Regions from separate parts of the Homo sapiens genome. Here region 1 is linked to region 2. A link is a contact called in ENCODE Hi-C or POLR2A ChIA-PET data. All regions are on one chromosome and are shown on one strand. The core of a region is the stretch at or near the end of the contact, and the rest is flanking DNA. Distances in the headings are between cores, read along the strand shown.

The links. Hi-C counts contacts between places; a loop is a spot of excess contacts on that map. ChIA-PET counts read pairs that join two places held with the same protein, here RNA polymerase II (POLR2A). Pooled maps may share reads with other maps.
Region 1: a pooled map shows a loop between it and region 2 (3-fold over the local background). The contact joins two enhancer-like sites. A Hi-C loop is called at or near these places in 3 of 50 pooled maps. POLR2A ChIA-PET finds 5 or more read pairs at or near these places in 2 of 52 experiments (HepG2 and OCI-LY7).

What each region holds. Positions count from the first base shown.
Region 1 is chr17:17,566,294-17,569,955 of GRCh38, reverse strand. All of the region lies in intron 2 of PEMT (phosphatidylethanolamine N-methyltransferase), which reads left to right. Among named protein-coding and RNA genes, the nearest start is that of PEMT, 24 kb to the left of the region's middle. RefSeq lists enhancers at 130-1,019, 1,020-1,911, 1,912-2,801. Within about 2 kb of position 2,140, at least 15 of the 41 ENCODE cell types and tissues checked have a DNase peak (open chromatin) inside an H3K27ac peak, as active enhancers do.
Region 2 is chr17:17,437,722-17,441,824 of GRCh38, reverse strand. No RefSeq gene overlaps it. Among named protein-coding and RNA genes, the nearest start is that of MED9, 37 kb to the left of the region's middle. RefSeq lists an enhancer at 1-62. Within about 2 kb of position 1,627, at least 10 of the 41 ENCODE cell types and tissues checked have a DNase peak (open chromatin) inside an H3K27ac peak, as active enhancers do.

The sequences.
Region 1 (3,662 bases), core at 891-3,390, 130 kb before region 2:
TCATTTGTAGCAGGCTCAGCGATTCCTGGCATCCCAGTGAAGATAAGATAGGCAGCCTGTGCCACTCCAGCTCCCAGAGCCCCCCTGCTTGCCCTGCCCTGCCATGCCCTGTGTTGTCCCGAGGGAGCCAGCATGGGAGGCACAGCAGCTGCCTTGAGCAGTTATTTACAAGAGCAAAGTGTGCACATGCTTTGGTATTTTAACTTTATTGAAGACCAGTTGCATGTAACCAACATCAAAGCTGCTGGAGACATAGCAAGTTGGAACCCTACTTCCAACCTAGAAGGATTTCTAGGCAGAGTTGCCTGTGTCTGACTTCCCTTCCTCACTGGGACCCCGTAAACCTGAAGGGGAGCTGTAAGGAATCCTGCCAAGACGGCAGATGCACACGGGGTCACGCCGGTTTCCTCCAGCCTTGGGAGGGTGCTTCCTGGTGCCTTTGTTTGTCCCCTTCCAAGCCCTGCGTGGCCACCCTGCTTTCTGCTCTCCCTGGGTGCCTGGCTCTCATGTGCAGGTCTTTGCTTGGGGACACCCAAGTCCATCCTCAAGGTCAGTGTGCAGCTCCTCCCCTCTGAGGCCCCTCTCTCCCACAGTGCACCCTGCCCAAGACCTCTCGCTCCATTGGGCCGGGGGTGGCTCCTGCACATGTGCTCCAGAGAGGAAAGGCATTTGACAGGTCAGCTGCAGACAGGTGTTCTGACACTCACTGTCAACCAGACCAAAGCCCCAGCCCTTGGCCCTGCAGAGGATACCTATAGAGGGGCAGCAGGCCTTATGTCTGTATCAGGACGCTGACCTGTCCCTCTGGCCGGGGACTTTCCTGCTTTTAGCCTGAGAGTCTCTTTCCCTGGAACCCAAGTCAGTCCTGGGCAGAACAGGACAGTTGGCCACTGTAGTCTGGAGAGTTGTTTGGGAAGAGGCAGCTTTTCCTTTCTGGGAGGTGAGAGTCCACTTGCTGCGCTGGGCCGCTGGCTGGGCCTGGGGTTTCCTGGGCCTGGATGTTTGACCTGCTGGCTGGTACTGGCAGCAGCTGCACCCCAGGGTGGCCAGACGGTAGGTGGCGCTGTGGGCAAGGTGAGGTGTGCTTCTCCTGGCTCCTGGGAGGAGGAAGAGGAGGAGGAGGAGAAGGAAGAAAAGGTGTGGGTGCTCCTGCCTCACCTCAGTCACCTCCTCACCTGCAGCTCCCTCACCTGCCTACCACCCTTAGTGTGAGTTTGCTGCTGCTGCTGCCTCAGTTTCCATTTTCAGATCCCCAGCCAGCGGTCTATGGCTCGTTTCTGAGTGCCCCAAGGGATCCCTCCAGGTGCCGGGAAAGCCGACCTTGTAGGTGCTATGGGATCAGCCCAGGCCCTGTACCCTTGTCATTCACATCCCCTTCCTGGGCATCGGTTTCTCCATTTGTAAAGTGAGGACGCTCAGCTGAGGCCCCATCTAGCTCTGAAATGCTGCAATCCCTGCGCTTTACCAAGTCCTGGCTCTGGGGCAGCTCTGTGCCGGGACGGGACCCTGCCCTCCTGGGCTGGCACTGGATTAACAAGGTCAGATTGGACATTAGATGTTACATAGAAAAATCAGCATTTGGTTAATAAGAAAGCTCACAACTTATTAACCAAGGAGTTACGGAGAGAGCATAACCAGGTAATGCGTGGGGAGACAGGGTCGTGGGGGCTGGAGGAGGTGATGGTGGGCCATAGGCAGGGCAGCACTTGGCCCACGTGGGCTTTTTGGAGGAGTCATAGGGGCAGGGTGGGCAGGAGTTGAGGCCAAGGAAAGGGATATGAGTGTAGACAAAAGGTGGACTACAGGTGGGCCTGGGGCTTGTGAGGGAGGACCCCAAGTGCATACCTGCAATCTGGACTGTCTGCTCAAGGATGGTGGCATGTGTGTGTGTGTGTAGGTGTGTGAGTGTGTGCATGTGTGTGAGTGTGTGTGTGTCAGAAGTTAGGATGGGGGCATGAGCCAAACTGTCTGAGACCCTTGCTTCCATCTGGCTCAGAAATCTGGCTCCCAGGGCATGGCCGCATATCCAGTGGGCTCCAAGCCAGTGTTTCTGGACCAGAAAGCGTCGTCCTCTGCCAGGGCCTCTTGCACTTGCGGGAAAGCTGAGCTGAGCTGGGCTTACTGGCGGAGCCTGTGGCACAAGAAGGGTTTTTCTTTGAGCAGAGCCAGCTGGCTCATCAGGCCTGACTGAGACCTTGGCTCTAGGAGCACAGCTCTTGTCTCTTCAGACCAGTGTCACCTAAGATACTGTGGCCCTCCTAGCTCTCCCCCGCTCCTGTCTGGGCTGTGCTCACAGCTGGACTCCTGCAGAACGAATGGCAGGTCTAGCTTCAGCTCCATGGCTGGGGACAGTCAGTGCCTTGTCCCCAGTGCCCACGCTCACTCCCCTGGCCCCTTGATGTTGGGTCTCAAGTGCAAGCCGTTCCACGGCACATGAGTGTGGGATCTTTCAGAGCCAGGCAGTGGACGTGGGCTTTTAGCTGGCAACAGCCCTGCTGCCCCTGGGGCACTGCCTGCCTCTGAATGGCAGCTGAGCTGGGCAGCAGCATTACTCTGTGTGCTGCTGGCACTGGCCTGGTGGGGAGCCTCTGCTATCAGGCTAGGGCTAACTTTAGAATTGTGGTGCCTGAGCAACGTGGTGACAAAGTGTACAACAAGGTGTCTCGAACTGGGTCAGCTCACAGCCTGTGCCAGGATGGCTGGGAGTGACATGGACAGGAACAAAAGGGAGGGGAGAGGGAGCGCACTCCCACCTGGAGCCTGGCAGGCAGGATCCCCACTGAGCCGATCTCTTCCACTGAGCCGGCCCATCCCTCCCTGTAGGTTCCTCATACTCCAGAGATGGCTGGGTGGGACCCAAGCGTGTCTTCCCTGGATGATTTATTTTTGGTTCTGGCATTTACAGCATGATGAAGGCTATTGGACACTGCTAGTGTGAGCAGAATCACCCTAACCGAAAGGCAGCGTGCGGCCCTGGGCAGTAGGGTTTGGTGTAGACATCTCTCGGGATCCCTCCCACACTGAGGAGAGGAGGCAGGGGACCCAGGCTGCCTTAGTTACTTTCCCTTTTCTTAGGCATTCCCAGTAGGTTGGGCCTCCTACTTCCACCTTTCTGTGGACCCGGCTGGTGGCCTTCAGGCTAAGCATGGCTGGTGAGGTTCGTTCGCGACCTGCCCCCCTGCGCCCAGTTGGGTGCATCTCCTGAAACTTATCTCCCAGAGCTTGGGCCACCTGAGCCACCACTGTTCTGCAGACGCGTTCTTCTCCGTACTTCAGTGCCTTTGCACTTTCTGCTTCCTCCCCTTCGCCAGCTTTCCCGCCTTCACCTGGCTGCCTTGGCTCTTCCAGCCTGGCTTCCCTGAGCCCTGGCTCTGTGCAGACATGGCTGGGCCCTCCTCCCTGTGCCTTCCTGAACCCTGCGGCAGTGCTGAGCCCTAGCCCCGGGAACTGAGGTTGAAAGTGTGTGTTTTGCCTCCTGCCTAGACTGAGAGCTCTTGGAAACTAGGGGTGGGGTCTGAGGCACCTGTGGATGTCCCGGGCCTGGCCTGGTGCTGTGAGGCATGGATGGTGAAGGGTGCCCTCTTTCCTGGAGGAGGAACCCTGAGGCGTCCCCAGGAAGCCATGCAACCAGGCACACTCACCCCCAACTCTACTGGGATCAC
Region 2 (4,103 bases), core at 378-2,877:
AAACACTGCTGAAGGCCGCAGGGTCCTCTGCCTAGGAAAACCAGAGACCTTTGTTCACTTGTTTATCTGCTGACCTTCCCTCCACTATTGTCCTATGACCCTGCCAAATCCCCCTCTGTGAGAAACACCCAAGAATTATCAATAAAAAATAAATAAATTAAAAAAAAACAAAAACAAAAACAAAAAAAACAGATGTGGAAAAAAAAAAAAAAAAAAAAGAAAATCATGTGCTTTGTAGCAGTAACAAACAAATGAAGAGCAGATTTTCACTTGATTAAAGCCTGACCAGACCAATGATCCATACCCTGCTGTCTGCGGCCTACAGAAACCGCCCTTCCTCCACCACCAAAGGAAAAAAGATAACACAAATTAGAAGAAACAAACAGACCTAAAGCAAGCCACAGCTGTCTCCTGGTTGGTGCCAACGCGCCAGCATTGAGCTGGCCCTGCCCGGATGGTTTTCTTGTCACCCTGGTTGTCCTCAAGCTCTGTGAGCATAAAGACTGTGTTTTCTGTGTTTTCACAGCCAACTTCATATAGGAGTTCACAAGCAGATATTCAAAAGTGGCTCCTTAAATAGACTAAAACGCATAACGCTTGCTTTTAAGTTAATAGCCAATGTTCAATGAGTCCTATGTTCCAGGCCTGGGGCTGAGTGCTTTACCTGCGATGGCTCACTCAATCACCATGAGTGGAAGGTGGTTTCTATTATTATCCTCATTTTACAGATGAGAAGACTGAGGCCCCAGGAGTTGGCGATTTTCCTAACGTCACAGGCTGCTAGAGCTCATCTGAACGCTAACACCTTTTACTTGTTTATTTCACCCTGAAACATTGACATTGCTGACATGCTATAGGACTTCAATTCCTTTATGATGGAGAAATGAAAATAAATATCACCCCACTACCATCACTAAACACACACACACACACCCCTCTCTCACCGCCCTGGCCAAAGGCCTGAAACCAAAACACGGTGTTCTCTCTGCATTATTAGCCATTACCACCCGTAAGGAACCCAAGCAATGTTTTTCCGAGAAGGCCCAGGGTACAGGGGGTGCCATTCATGGAGAGCTCAAGTGCCCAGCCTGGCATTTCACAGGCCACTTGTGCATGTCTAATTGTCTTTTCTGTGTCAGGAGGGCGGGCTGTGTTTGTCAGAGGCTCATTAGGACCCTGGCCAAGGGGTTGTTTGTGATTTCAGGGCTGGGTGAGGAAAGTGCAGGGTGAGGGTTTCTGTTCCGAATGGACCTCCTGCCGAGCGCTGAGTCAAGGTTGCCAGCCAGCACCAGCCTCCCCTTCCCCCCTTTTTGGTTGGTTTTCCCCAAGCATCTGTTTGTTTTGCTCCTGCAAACAAAAGTCAAAGAGAATACATGGCTCCCAGTGAGTGAAGGAAGCAGATTTTTCTGGTCCTTCCAAAAGCACAGCAAGCCCACCTAGTCCCTTTGTACAGGGGGATTGAGCTGAGTCAGAGCAAAGAATCCCTTCACCTCACATCACTGGGCCAGCGATGCCAGCCAACAAGCCAGGAGATCCTTGTGCATTCCTGTCACAGCTTACCACGAGGCCACCAGGATCCTACTTGGGTCTATGGGTGGTATTATAAGAAATCCTGGTGCTTTGCCTGCAATGAGGGCATCCAGCCAGCAGGTGGACTGTGGGCGGTTTGCACAAGACCAAAAGAGCAAGGCCCTTGAGCCATATCTTAAGCCCGAGTAAATGTCAGCAAGATTGATCTTTTCCAGTCGTGTTTTGTACTATGTTGAACAATCTACATAGAGCAGCACCAAAACAAGGTGACACTGAGAGATTACCAGGCTAAAATTAATTAAAAATAATATATGCTTTCAATTGTGGTGAAAAATGTATAACACATTTACCATCTTAATCCCTTTTATGTGTACAGTTCAGTGCCATTACGTGCATTAACACTGTTGTGGGACCATCACCACCATTCATCTCCAGAATGTTTTTCATCTTCCCAAACGGAAACTCTATACCCATTAAACAGTAACTCCCTATCCCGTCCTCCCCCAGCCCCTGACAGTTACTGTTTTACTCTCTGTCTCTATGAATCTGACTACTTTAGGTACCTCATATAAGTGGAATTACACATTTACTATTTGTTCTTTTGTGACTGGCTTATTTCACTTAGCATGAAGTCCTTAAGGTTCAGCCATGTTGTAGCATGTGTCAAAATTTTCTTCCTTTTTCTTTTTTCTTCCTTTAAAAATTTCTTCCTTTTTAAAGTTGAATGATATTCCATTGTATGTGTAAACCCAAAGTATCTGAGACAAGTCTCAATCAATTTCAAAGTCCATTTTGCCAAGGTTAAGGACATGCCCGTGACACAGCCTCAGGAGGCTTCCAGGTCATAGGTGGATTCAAAGATTTTCTGATTGGCGGTTGGTTGAAAGAGTTTATCTAAAGACCTGGAATCAATAGAAGGGAGTGTATGGGTTAAAATTAGGGGTTGTGGAGACCAAGAATTTTATTATGCAGGTGAGGTAGCAGGCTTCAGAAAGAATAAATTCTCTTAAGGTCTCTGTTTTAATGTTAATATTGGTCAGTTATGCCTGAATTTCAAAGTAGGGAGGGTATAAGGAGGCATGCCTGACCCCTTATTCCCATCATGGCTGGACCGCCAAACAAAAACTTTGTTTTCATTTTTGTTTTTTTTTGAGACAGAGTCTCTCTCTGTTGCCCAGGCTGGAGTGCAGTGGCACAATCTCGGCTCACTGCAACCTCTGCCTCCCAGGTTCAAGTGATTCTCCTGCCTCAGCCTCTCAAGTAGCTGGGATTACAGGTGCCTGCCACCACGCCCGGCTAATTTTTGTATTTTTAGTAGAGACGGGGTTTTATCACGTTGGCCAGGCTGGCCTCAAACTCCTGACCTCAGGTGATCCACCCGCCTTGGCCTCCCAAAGTGCTTGGATTACAGGCATGAGCCACCGTGCCTGGCCTCAGATTAACTTTGGAATGCCCTTGGCCAAGAGGAGGTCCATTCAGTTGGTTAGGGGGGCTTAGAATTTTATTCCTGGTTTCTGTATGGATATACTGCATCTTGTTTACATATTTATCTGTTAATGAACATTTGGCTTGTCCCATCTTTTTGCTATTTTGAATAATACAACTATAAACAAATGTCTGTTCAAGTCCCTGCTTTCAATTCTTTTGGGCATATACCCAGAAGTGGAATTGTGGGTCATGTTGTGATTCTATGTTTAATTTTTTTTTTTTTTTTTGAGATGGAGTTTTGCTCTTGTTGCCCAGGCTGGAGTGCAATTGCACAATCTTGGCTCACAGCAACCTCCGCCTCGCAGGTTCAAGCCATTCTCCTGCCTCAGCCTCTGGAGTAGCTGGGATTACAGGCATGCACCACCACGCCTGGCTAATTTTGTATTTTTATACAGACGGGGTTTCTCCATGTTGGTCAGGCTGGTTTCGAACTCCGGGCCTCAGGTGATCCGCCCACCTCGGCCTCCCAAAGTGCTGGGATTACAGGCGTGAGCCACAACGCCCAGCCTATGTTTAAGTTTTTAAGGAACTGCCATACTATACCTGGCTAACAATTTTGATTGATACATAATCATATTATGGGGTCCACGTGATATTTTGATACATGCGTACAATGTGTAATGATCATGTCAGGGTAATTAGGATTTCCATTACCTCAAACACATATCATTCCTTTGTGTTGAGGACATTCCAAATCTTCTGTTCTAGGTATTGTGAAATATACAATGCATTATTGATAACTATAGTCACCTACTGTGCTGTCAAACACTAGAGCTTATTCCTATCTAACTGTATGCTTGTACCCATGAACCAACCTCTCCATCCCCTCTCCCTCCTGCCCTTCCCAGCCTCTGGTAGCCGGCACTCCATTCACTTCCTCTGTGAGATCCACCTTCTGAGCCCCCACATAGGAGTGAGAACATGCAGTATTTGTCTTTCTGGGCATTATACCTGGCTGAATTTAATGTCAATTCAACACATATGTATTGCACGTCGGCCATGTTGCCTGATGAGACCCGGAGCCCCCACGGAGTCCACAATATAGACAGACAAACCCTAGATGTGTGGGACTCTAAAGGCACGAG